3 separate regions of the Homo sapiens genome follow, and all the other regions are linked to region 1. Evidence: chromatin contacts called from ENCODE Hi-C or POLR2A ChIA-PET data. All regions are on one chromosome and are shown on one strand. The core of a region is the stretch at or near the end of the contact, and the rest is flanking DNA. Distances in the headings are between cores, read along the strand shown. Region 1 holds the start of RGPD8 (RANBP2 like and GRIP domain containing 8). Region 2 holds the start of CHCHD5 (coiled-coil-helix-coiled-coil-helix domain containing 5). Region 3 overlaps FBLN7 (fibulin 7).

Region 1 (4,027 bases), core at 139-2,638:
GCCACTTGCTGGGGAAACTTCACCGGATGATCTGGGCTGAGGACGCGCGAGTGTGGAAGAAACGGCGCCTCCCCCGTGCCAGATGCTGCCCACCACCGGCACAGGGCCAGAGTTGGGGTCAGCAGGGCAGCCGTGTGCCCCCAGTGGGAGCTTGGAGGTCACGGAGGAAATGCGAGACCAGATGCAGGCAGGGGAGTCCTCCGGAGCCTGCAGGAGGGGGCCGCTGGCTCAGGGGCACCGGGAGACCCCCACATGGACAGGGTGGAAAGGGCTTTCTTCAAAGCCAGGATCTTGTCCCCATCACAGCGTCCCGCTACGCATTGGGAGCGCTTGCTGCCAGGAGGCTCCCCAGTCCCGCAGCAGCCCCTCAGCGGCTGCCCTCCAAGGAAGGGGCGCACAGACACTCCAGGGCTCCACAGCGCGCGGGCCAGGGGCCCCATCTACCCCCGGGGCAGCGGGACTGGGCGTGAGCCCGGCCTGGGACACAGCCCCTGCGACTGCACCATTGTTAGGGGCCTTCTCGGAGCTGGCAGACCTAGAACCAGGCCTAGGGGGTGGGGGTGTGCCTGGATGTGTGTTGCGGGGGTCTGAACCCTTAGTTAGGACCGGGGGCCCTCCTTTCCACTTCGTGCAGTCCCTGGGGTCTGGGGCATCCTAGCCATGCGTGGGGCCTCCCTGCTGGGATTGGAGACCCCCTGACAGCTGGGGCTGGTCCCAGCATTTTCGCTCTTCCCCCAGAAGGACTCAGATGCAGGGTCTTCTCTGCTCCCCGTCACACAGAGGGTGGCACCCCCGATGGGAACTCTCATTTATCACCAAACCAGAAGATAATGGAGAAACTGACAGAGAAGGGCTGCAAGCAGCTACCGCAGGGCGGTGTGTGGATGCAGATGGGATGGGCAGATGGAGGCGGGGGCCAGCATCGCTGCCTTCTTGCCCCTCCCAGAGGACCCCAGGTCCCCAGCTCGGGCGCCCCACCAGACTGGTAACACCTGCGTCTGCTGTTTGGCACCGGGGGATGAATCACTTGCTTTTCTTTCAACAGTGTTCTGTAGTTTCCAGTCTACAAGTCTTACACTTTTGGGTTAAATTTATTCATAATTATTTTATTATTTTTGATAATATTATAAATGGAATTGTTTACTTAATTTTACTTGAATTGTTCCTTGCTGGTGTATAAGTAGACATCTCATTTTTTTTAGTTGACCTCGTATGGTACAATCTCTTTGAACTCATTTATTATCACTGATGGTTTGTCTTTTTTTTTTTTTTTTTGAGCTTTCATTAAGGTTTTCTATAGATAAGATCATGTCAAGACACCCTCAGACCACAGGGCGGCGCCACCAGCCCGGCCGAGTGCAGCTGGAGCGCCGACGTCCCCGAGGATACACAGTGCTGAGGCAGAACGCAGGTTCGTCACAGTGGGCCTCCGTGGGCGGCGCCGCACGCTCGTCACAGTGGGCCTCCGCCGGCTACGCCGCTGCTTCAGTGGCTTGCAGGCACTTTCCTCTTGGAAGTGGCGACTGCTGCGGGGCTGAGCGGTGCTCGCACGCGTCTCGGGAGCCAGGTTGGCGGCGCGATGAGGCGCAGCAAGGCCGATGTGGAGCGGTACGTCGCCTCGGTGCTGGGTCTCACCCCGTCGCCTCGACAGGTGAGTGGGTCTGGAAGAGAGCGGCGGCCTCGACCCGGCCGGGCGGCGGCGGCCTCGACCCGGCCCGGCGGCGGCCTCGATGGGTCAGGGGTCATGGCTCCCGACGGGCGCTGCTCCCTGGCGCGCTCTGTTGAGGCGGCGGCCTCCACCCGGCCCGGCGGCGGCCTCGATGGGTCAGGGGTCATGGCTCCCGACGGGCGCTGCTCCCTGGCGCGCTCTGTTGAGGCGGCGGCCTCGACCCGGCCCGGCGGCGGCCTCGATGGGTCAGGGGTCATGGCTCCCGAGGGCGCTGCTCCCTGGCGCGCTCTGTTGAGGCGGCGGCCTCGACCCGGCCCGGGGGCGGCCTCGATGGGTCAGGGGTCATGGCTCCCGAGGGCGCTGCTCCCTGGCGCGCTCTGTTGAGGCGGCGGCCTCGACCCGGCCCGGCGGCGGCCTCGATGGGTCAGGGGTCATGGCTCCCGAGGGCGCTGCTCCCTGGCGCGCTCTGTTGAGGCGGAGGCCGGCTAGCGCAGTCCTGTGGGCGGCGTGGCGCTTGCAAGCGCAGGAAGAGTCCTGGGGGGACCGCGGCGGGCGGGAGACCTTTGGCGCCGGCTCTTCCTCTTTCTCCCGGTTTGTTCCCGACGGTGCTCGCTCGTGGGCTCGCCCTGGCCCGGGCTTTCTGGCCCCGTAGTACCCGCGCGGCCTAGTTCTCGGGGGCTTGGGCACCCGGGTGCTGTATCGGCGGGTTTCTTCCCATGTCCTGGACATTTACTTTATATGCCGCGGCGGAGGTCGTACCTCCTTGGCCTGGAGGAACCCAGTGGGGACTGACGCAGCTCCGGGTGAGCTTTGGCGGCTGCGTCGAGTGACAAGGTAGGCATCTCAGCGTGGACATTTGCAATGGCCCGATGGCACAAATGACACGGAAAGTCCCCTTGTTTTGAGTATGAGGTGTTTGTCGCTGTCCCTTTGTAAGGGTCCAGCTCCACTCCACTCCTCATACTCACCTCCCTCGCCCCCCTCCCCGCCCGGAACACTTTGGTAGCTGCCTTTGCTTAAAAAAAAAAAATTCTAAAGTTCTTACAAATCGTTAGTATGGCTTACAATTTTTAACCTTTTCCACAAGTGTTTTTAGGGTATTTTTCCTCTTTACAGGTAAATAATGTGATCTATTTTGGATTCAATAAGACTTTAGTCATTGGATCTAAAGAGTGACGGAAGAAGCTATTAAAGGTGGATGTGCGCAGAATCTTGAGTCAGTTTGCTTTGGCTTGAATAATCACAGCACTGTCGTTTATAAGCTGGGTATTTGGGGCCACTTACACTTTTCATCCATAGATGGAGTTGTAACATTGATAGAATTTGATAGGATGATCCATTTTAAACATTTAGGTTATTGCTTGACACATAGCACTAAATGTTAGCTACAAGTCACTTTTTATTGTTGATGTTAAAAGGATATTGGCCGGGCGCAGTGGCTCACGCCTGTAATCCCACCACTTTGGGAGGCCGAGGAGGGCGGATTGCCTGAGGTCAGGAGTTCGAGACCAGCCTGGCTAACATGTTGAAACCTTGTCTCTACTAAAAATACAAATAAAGTTAGCCGGACGTGGTGGCGCACGCCTGTAGTCCCAGCTACCTGGGAGGCTGAGGCAGGAGAGTCGCTTGAACCCGGGAGGCGGAGGTTCTAGTGAGCCGAGATCGCGCTACTGCACTCCAGCCTGGGCGACAGAGGGAGACTCCAGAAAAAAAAAAAAAAAACCAGAAACTCACGGATGACCATGATTATAATAGTAGCATAATTGTGTCTCTTATCATAACTAAGCATAGGTTATCTTATTTTGCGCTTCCAGCAACCCTGTGGATATTGAGACCTGTAGAGATTTAAGATACTTGTTCAGGGTCAAATGGGTAGTGCAGCAGAATTTTGGCAGTGGGTCTGATTTAGTTTCTCTTGGGAACAGTGCAGTAAGTTACAGTCTATTCCTCCAGAGAAGGATAGATATCTACTTGTACGTTGTAATTTCAAACTGCTAGCATAGTATAAATATGAATGTGATGGTAAGAGTCTAAAACAGACCTTAATTGAGGGTTCCTGTAACTCCTGAAATTAAAGACTTTAATTTTTGTGTTATTTTATTTTTTTTGAGGTGGGGTCTCACTCTGTCACCCAGCTGGATGCAGTGGCACTATCTCGACTCACTGCAGCTTCCGCCTCCCCAGCTCAAGCGATCCTCCCACCTCAGTCTCCCGAGTAGTTGGGACCACAGGTGTACCCACCACACCCGCTGTTTTGTTTTGTTTTGTATTTTTGGTAGAGACTGGGTTTCACCATGTTGCCCAGGCTGTTCTTGAACTCCTGGGCTCAAGTGATTTCCCCGCCTCCACTTCCCAAAG
Region 2 (3,935 bases), core at 92-2,591, 150 kb before region 1:
TCATTCCAGGCAGTAGGCAAGCAAGGGAATTCTTTTTTTTTTTTTTATTTTTTAGAGACAGGGTCTCACTGTGGCCCAGGCTGGAGTGCAGTGGCACGATCATAGCTCACTGTAGCCACCAACTCCTGGATTCAAGTGATCTTCCTGCCCCAACCTCCTAAGTAGCTGGGACCACAGGCATGAGCCACCATGCCCAGCTAATTTTTTATGTTTTGTAGAGACAGGGTCTTGCTATGTTGCCGAGGCTGGTATTGAACCCCTGGGCTCAAGCGATCCCCCTGCTTAGACCTCCCAAAGTGCTAGGATTACAGGCATAAGCTATGGTGCTCCGCAAAGAAAGGGAGTTCTGGTCTGGGTCTGAAGTAGGACTAGGAGTTCAGGGCAGATGTGGGAATCTGAAGGATCCTGAGATGGTGCCAAAGAAGTGGAGAGGTGAGGCCCAGCCCTGGGGCTTGTAAAGCAGGAGGGGAGCTTCTGGGGAGAGAGTGGAGGTTCTAAAACAAAGTCTGATTAATGTAAGGTAGGCCTTCAGGGTCCTAGAAGACAGGCCTTGAAATCCAGGCATCCCCCAGTAGGCCTGGGGATCATGCACAGAAGACTTGGGGCCTTAGAAGAAAGATCTAGAATTCCAGGGAGAGCTTGAGAGCCCTTAATGGGTTTGGGGGTTCTAAAAGTGAGGTTTAGAGCTCCAAGAGGTGGGGTCTCAGGTCCTGGGGAAGAGTGTCTTAGCCAAAGAGTCTTCAAGATGAAACCTAAGGCCCTGGTGCGGGACTCAAGGTCCCAGGGGCGTGAAGTCTGGAAGCCCTGGATGAGGTTGGTGCTCTGGGAATCCTGGGCAAGGTCAGAGTGGTCTAGGAACAAGTCTGTGGACCCTATAGGTGAGGACTGGGGTCCCAGGCAGATCTGGAAGGTTCAAAAGGTAAAGTTTGGTGATCAAGGGGGAGGAACCTGGAGCTCTGAGGATGGGTGTAGGAGTCATAGAGGTCCCTAAATAAGTCTGTAGTCTTAGGATTTCAGTGTGAAGGCCGGACCTGGGGTACTGGGGGCAGAGATTGGGTGAAGAGTGACTGGACCGAAGTCCTAAGCAGCGCGAGAGGGGGCGAGGCCTAAACGCTTAGAGGGCGGGGCTTGGGCATGCGGAGGGTTGGAGCTCGTGAGCGAAGGCGCTGAATCCTGAGGGTCAGATCTCCAAGAAGGAGGGAGGCTGGTCCTAGTTCCCGAGGTCCTAGACTAGGTCTAGATCACTGGGTAAAAGAAGGGGAGCGGCAGCACGTATGGGGTAGGCGCTCTCACTACTCACATCTCGAGACCTTTGCCGGCGTAGGGCTGTCCGGGGGGAACGACCCGCCTTTTCCGGTATCGGTTGTCATGGCGGCGCCCAGCCCAGCCTGGTTTTTTCCGGTAGCCAATTGAACTAACAACCCCGTTCCCTTTAGGACTAATCTGTCACGGCGGCGCCCTACCTCTTCTTCCGGCCCGGCTCGTCATGGCGGCGCCCTGAGTAGCCACTTCCGCCCTCTTCTGGCTAAATTGCTTCATCCCTATTTCCGGCTTGCCATGGCAGCGCTCGGGGTTTAACGGAAGTAAGCAATGGAAAGTATGGTGGTGCCTCGGGTCCAAAGAGAATGCGCCGCTGAGTTGCGCGGCACCTGACGGGATTGAGCCTCAGACACAAGCGCTCCAAATCTCCGACTGTAGCTGGTGGGAAGCGCCTGCTGTTGCTGCAGCGTCTCAACATGTTGTTCCCATTTTCGTTGGGTGCTGTAGCGGTAGGCTGTTGGGCTCAGGGATAGGGGGCCTGATTCCTAACGCCGCGCTGCCACCATCGGCCTTGCGCAGACGCTGATAATCCCCCTGGCACCCAGGTTCATGCGAGCGCTTGGAACAGGAGGGAAGAGGGAGTCAAACCAAGAGCCGAACTAATTCGGCTTGGGCCTGCCATTTACCCAGCCTGGGACCCAGACGTTTCCCCATCCCTTAGCGTACGCCAGGACAGACATGGCGTTTAATCCTGACTCCATGAGACTATCAAGCTAGTTACTTCCTCTCTTTGTAATTAATTCCTCCTAATGTAGCAACATTTCCCCCTTCCTTCTCATCTGTCTTAAAAGTGTGAGGTTAGACCTGGGCGTGAGTTTCCCCACATAAGAGACTGGATATCCCCTGGTCAGAGAACTGAGCATCAGTCCTGCCGTTTCGTTTGCAGATCTTTCAAGACTCTAGTCAAAATGAGCAGAACATTTTGCAGTTAATCATAGAGTTGAAGATGAACGAGAAGATGAACGAGAGCTACTTGATTGTGAACTAGTAACGACCACTTGGAGTCGCAGTGTGTCTGTAAAATGATGATGACAGTGACATCATAGAGGACATAGTGCAAGTGAACAGTTTGATACTGAGCTTGGAGCCTCAGTAGTTCTGGATAAGTGAGAGCTGTACGGGAGGTTGTAACCATGAGCTACCCTGGTTGGCAGTTGACATCCGAGGACCAGCACTGGTCATCGCACAGAAAGAAAACTTTACACCTTGAGATCCCTCCATTCTTCTTAAACTTCCAAGTGTATGTTTGATGGGAGAAGAGGGGAAGGGATCAACATTTAAAGGCTCTGGAAGGAGTCAGATAACTGTTTTTGGCTTCAAATGTAGAATGAATCCCTAGATTTTCCTCTACTGAGAGAATGAAATCTTAACCCATTCCGTTCCCTTGTTGGTACTCAGAAACGGATACCCCAAAGATGCATTTTGACATGCTGAAAGGCCTTAGAAGCTGCCTTAGAAGATCTGTCTAACCTTGTCTTGTTGGTGTGTGGAAGTGGGAATGCCCACAGGTGCACAGGGAGGGAGTTTCTGAAATTATCTGACCGAGAAAGCAAAAAAAAAAAATCAATTGTCTTAAACCCGGTTTCTAGGGATCTCATTAAAGAACTAGGAAAAATTAACCACCTGTTAACAGAAAAACCAAACTGAAATGTTTTAAAGAGATTTATTTTGAGCCAATATGAGTGACCATGGCCTGGGGAACACAGGCTCAAGAGGTCCTGAGAAAGTGTGCCTGAGACAGTAGAATTACAGTTTGGTTTTGTACATTTTAGGTGGACAGGAGTTACAGACAAAGACATAAATCAGTACATGGAAGGTACAGATTGTGTTCAGCTGGGTGCAGTGGCTCACGCCTGTAATCCCAGCACTTTGGGAGGTCGAGGTGGGCGAATCGCTTGAGGTCAGGAGTTCGAGACCAGCCTGGCTAACATGGTGAAACCGTGTCTCTACAAAAAATACAAAAAATTAGCCAGGGATGGTGGCAGGCACCTGTAGTCCTGGAGCTACTCAGGAGGTTGAGGCACGAGAATTGCTGCGGAGGTTGTAGTGAGCCGAGACCACACCACTGCACTCCAGCCTGGGTGACAGAGCATGACTCTGTCTCAAAAAAAAAAAAAAAATTCTACGGTATTTTTATAATACATTTTGTAGTACCACTTATAACCACTTGGGTGCGTGGGTTGCCCATTAAATCAAACAGTTTACAGTTCACCCTTGAACAACATGGATTTAAACTGTACTGGTCCACTTATACTCAGATTTTCTTCTGCCGCTGTCACTCTGAGACAGCAAGACCAACCCCCCTTCCTCTCCTCAGCCTACTCAATGTGAAAAGGACAAGGATGAAGGCCTTTATGATGATCCACTTCCACTTAATGAATAGTATATTTTATCTTCCTTACGATTTCCTTAATAACAGTTTCTTCTCTCTACTTTACTATTGCAAGAATACAGTATATAATGCATATAACATACAAAATATGTGTTCATCTATGTCATCAGTAAGACTTCAGATCGACAGTAGGCTATTAATAGTTAAGTTTTGGGGGAGTCAAAAGTTATATGTGGATTTTCTACTGCATTGTTTAAGGGTCAACTGTAGATTCAACGACTAC
Region 3 (4,104 bases), core at 80-2,579, 250 kb after region 1:
GAATTCTGGTTAACCAGTAGTTACTCTTAGTACAGAGTGGAGCTCTGAAAGGACAAAAGAAAAGTTGATTCCATAGAGGAGAGTGAGGAGAGAGCATATAGAGAACAAGACACTCCACAGGGAGAAGTGCCCAGCCATTATCCACAAAAGACCCATCATCCACATCATCCACAAGAAGTGCCCAGCCATCATTGTCCACAGCCATCATCCACATCCTAAGCAGTCAGCCATTTGTACTTTGGTGCTGTGGGCACCGGGGCTGGGTGCGTGATTTCATCAGTGGGAAGCAGGTTTGATGACGGCAGATCTTGGTGATGGAAATTGTTGCTTTAAACTGGGCTGTTTGGCATCAAAGCCCTATCATATACCAGTTTAGAGGGCACCTGCTCTGGAGACTCCCCAAACACTCCCCACCTTCTGGCATGTGAGAGGCTTGTCCCCCTGAACACATCATATCTCAATATATCCCACATATATCCCACATCATATGTCATCATATCTCACATATGATGTGTGTGATGTGTGGGCTGTCCCTAGCCCACAGCTGTGACATCTCCCATTCAGGAACCTGGCCAGGCCCTTAGACTCTTCCGCCTGGTGTTGTGCACATGGGACTGGGTGGTGTGCAGGCTTCTGGCCCAGCATAGCTACATTTAGAAACATAAGGCTGTGGATAATGTTTTAATGAAGTCTTGTAACTTTAGTTTGCATGTCCTTTTTCTGTTGTTAGAGATCGCAGCTGAGCCCATGGGAGAAGAAACATTTCAAAAGCAACTCTTGACTGTGTCTCAACCTTTGTCCAAACAACAGTACAAGAATAAACCATCTTAGAAACCATCTTGATGTAGGGCTTGATCATTGAACTAGTGACACACTTCTGGCTCCATCTCATACCAGGGCAAATACAAAGATTTAAATAAAATATGTGTGAGGAAATCTCACCAGCAGCTTGACATGTAATTAGATAATGAAACTTTCTTACAGCTTCGCTACCTCTTAAGTTTTAGCTTGAATGATCTTCCCCACCCTACCCCATACCCCATCCTACCACACCCCACTCAGCTCTGGCCAGTGTTTTCTCTCTTTGATCACCTGGAGGGCGTCACCCTGTAGTGAATTCATCAGAAACAAAAGGCCATGGAATCTATGACAACTCAAGCATTTTCCTAAACTCTCCACGGCCAGGTATTGTCCTTACCAATCTCCCATGTGGTCAAAACAAATTTATAATGTGGAACAGTCCCAAACATCACCTCTGTGTTCTCTGACTCATTTATTCCAGTGTATCCAACCCAGACAGGAAGAGAGTCAGCCACCCCCTCCTAGAAGGAAGTGGGCTGTCTCATGCTCAGGTAGAAGTCAGGCGGGCAGGAAGGAGCAATCACTTTTATTTTTTCAGTTATATTACCAGGTTATGTATTTGAGATATGATTTCTCAAAAGGGAAGTAACTCAGGCAGAATCCATGCTTTTAACAATGGGTCCTTGGTCTAGAAGGATCTGCGTGGGGTTTAAGGCCCTCCTGTGACTCTCTGATGAGAAGGCAGGCAGGCAGGCATGTCACAGAGGAAAAGGCAGATAAGAACAACGTGCTGGGTCATGGGAGGAGACTCCACTTCCTATGCCACATGCGCAGAGGCATGACTAGGGCCCCCCGCACGACTAGAACCGTTTCATTCATAGCAAGCCTGGCTACAAAAAGGCAGAAGGGCTGATAGTCACCTGACACACATTGCCACCTTTTCTCTCCCCAGCTAGTTCAAACTCACAAGGCCATTTGCACAGCATTTTGGAAAGCCACCCATCCCCTGGATGAAAAAGTTTTAAGAAAGTTAGTGCATAATCTAAGGGAAGGGCCTCAAAGCAGAAAAAAAAAAAGAGTGATGGCAGCAGTTGAGTTTTGTGGCTGCTCTTCCGTGCTATTCCATGGGGCGCCGTGCAACGCTGCCCTAGAAGCCTGGGTGCACTGGTGAGAGGGCGGGAACAGGCGGGAGGCTCCACGCAGTCGGTGCCCGAAGCTGAGCCTTCGGGGAAGAGAAATGAGGTCAGCTCTCCACACCCCAGTGCCCCTGTGTACCCTCAGAAGTCATAGGGGGATACAAAGATGGTGACCTTGGACACGTGGTTGGCCTGGAAGGAGCGGTCCAGGTATTCCGACATGTCGACGTCCACCTCCAGCGTCTGAGGCCCCTCCAGGTTCTGCACAAGGATCAGATCCCCAGTCTGCCGGTCTGAACGCTGCATCACAAAGTGGCCGCGGCTGTTCCCACCCACGATCCCAAACCGCAGGCTGTTGGGCCCAGCTCGGCCGGGGGCAGAGGCTGTGGCCATGCGGAAGAGCGTGATGGGCGTCTTCAGGTTGGAAGGCAGAGAGAGGTAATGGAAGGAGATGGTCTTGGGCAGATGGCGGCAGGGCCTGCTGTCCATGGGGCAGGGGTTCCGCTCACACTGGCTGGAGCGGAGAGGCAAAATGGAGGCAGTCAGCCTTGGGGAGTCTCATGAAGAGCTGCTCTGACCCGGCTGCCCACCTGCCCTCTTGCAGAGGCCACCTAGATGACCTTTCCCAGCCACGGGTCCTTCACCCAGGAGCTATGGAGCTGTGGACGAGTGAATGTAGCTGGTGTCAGGCATGGCAAAGGAAGGGCTGCTGCTTCTGTTCCTGCTCAAGGGTGCTCCCTGCCCACCTGTGTACGTGTGTATGTGTGTGCACATACATTTATTTATGCTATTACTATCATTTTTACAGAAAAATATAGCCTGGGAATATTAAATAACAATGGCAATGCTGATATTCAAACCAGGTGCCCTTTCTCCATGTGCTGCGACCTCGCCCAGTAATGGCAGGACCTCAGCAGTTAGCCAGCAACATCCTGTAATGCAGTGCTTCCCACACGGTGTACGGTGAACTTCCTAAACACAGCAGCATGTATTTTATTTATTTATTTTTAGACAGAGTCTCACTCTGTCGCCCAGGCTGGAGTGCAATGGCATGATCTAGGCTCTCTGCAACCTCCACCTCCCAGGCTCAAGTGATTCTCCTGTCTCAGCCTCCTGGGTAGCTGGGATTACAGGTGCCCACCACCACGCCCAGCTAATTTTTGTATTTTTAGTAGAGACGGGGTTTCACCATGCTGGCCAGGCTGGTCTCGAACTCCTGATCTCAAGGGATCCGCCCTCCTCGGCCTCCCAGAGTGCTCGAATTATAAGCATAAGCCACTGTGCCTGGCCATCACGTGTATTCTCAACGCAGGAAGCCCTGTTTTCCTTAATCATTTGGAAAGAGGGTCTTGTGGAAATGCTTTCGATATTTCTCTATGTTGTTAAAAGACAAATGCAATCTAGTATATTTGGCGATTCTGTAGCATCATGATTATGCAGTCAACTGTCACATCCAGCTGTTGGTCGAATGCCCCAGAGGCCGTCATAGACCCGTTCCCTATCCCTTCACCGAGTGACTTCATGAGGAAGGTTCTGATGTCTTCACTCTCTCTAAAAACTGCCATGCTTCAGTGCCACTAAGTTTCTTGCTGCTTCTAATCTGCTTTAACTCAACAGCAATTCAAATAATTAAGTTACCCTCCATGGCTGTTACTTCATTTTAAAGACAACGCTAGGGCTCTTGTGATCTCTTTTTGAGAGGAAAATGTATGTGCTTTGTGATAGTTGTAGTCATTCCCCTTAAAGGCCCATCTCCCAACTTTAAAAAAAAAAAAAAAAGCTCTACTTGCTGTTTAAGAGTTGCAGTTACTAGATGTAGAACCTTCTAGTACTATTGGAAAAGCAGAGTGATATAATGCAGGGTGCACGGGATATGCAGTGTAACTCAAGGGAGTCTATAGTTCCTGGCTATGTGAATGCTGTCACCTCCCAAATCCATGTGATCTATACCTGTCTCCTGGGCTGCTATGGGTTTATCAGGGTAATGTCACCAACAGCTTCTTCCCTTCAGTGCCTGCCCTGGCTTTGCCATCCTGGGGTGGCAGCAACCCCATCAACCTCTATGTAGTGGGGGTGCACTTAGTATATTACTCCCATGGGGAATGGGGTTCTTATTTCTCCAGAGCAGCAACGCATTAAATGCAACCACTAAGCGGAAATGGAAATT

Evidence for each region. Hi-C counts contacts between places; a loop is a spot of excess contacts on that map. ChIA-PET counts read pairs that join two places held with the same protein, here RNA polymerase II (POLR2A). Pooled maps may share reads with other maps.
Region 2: a map of dorsolateral prefrontal cortex shows a loop between it and region 1 (7-fold over the local background). The contact joins the promoter of CHCHD5 here to the promoter of RGPD8 in region 1. A Hi-C loop is called at or near these places in 1 of 168 maps with a recorded cell type or tissue (dorsolateral prefrontal cortex) and 12 of 50 pooled maps. POLR2A ChIA-PET finds 5 or more read pairs at or near these places in 3 of 52 experiments (PC-3, WTC11 and naive thymus-derived CD4-positive, alpha-beta T cell).
Region 3: a map of CD4-positive, alpha-beta memory T cell shows a loop between it and region 1 (5-fold over the local background). The contact joins the enhancer-like site here to the promoter of RGPD8 in region 1. A Hi-C loop is called at or near these places in 1 of 168 maps with a recorded cell type or tissue (CD4-positive, alpha-beta memory T cell) and 6 of 50 pooled maps. POLR2A ChIA-PET finds 5 or more read pairs at or near these places in 1 of 52 experiments (A673).

What each region holds. Positions count from the first base shown.
Region 1 is chr2:112,431,006-112,435,032 of GRCh38, reverse strand. It overlaps RGPD8 (RANBP2 like and GRIP domain containing 8), which reads left to right and starts at 1,388. Exons shown (of 23, transcript NM_001164463.1): 1 at 1,388-1,651. The coding sequence starts at 1,580. RefSeq lists an enhancer at 1-800.
Region 2 is chr2:112,582,015-112,585,949 of GRCh38, reverse strand. CHCHD5 (coiled-coil-helix-coiled-coil-helix domain containing 5) reads right to left here and starts at 1,341. Exons shown (of 4, transcript NM_032309.4): 1 at 1,301-1,341. The coding sequence starts at 1,302. It overlaps LOC101927330 (a long non-coding RNA gene), which reads left to right and starts at 678. Exons shown (of 2, transcript XR_923204.3): 1 at 678-813; 2 at 1,437-2,963. RefSeq lists enhancers at 1,448-1,617, 915-1,666, 933-2,132 and a silencer at 3,364-3,658.
Region 3 is chr2:112,185,481-112,189,584 of GRCh38, reverse strand. FBLN7 (fibulin 7) reads right to left here. Exons shown (of 8, transcript NM_153214.3): 8 at 1,367-2,451. The coding sequence ends at 2,079. Among named protein-coding and RNA genes, the nearest start is that of FBLN7, 49 kb to the right of the region's middle. Within about 2 kb of position 1,329, at least 6 of the 41 ENCODE cell types and tissues checked have a DNase peak (open chromatin) inside an H3K27ac peak, as active enhancers do.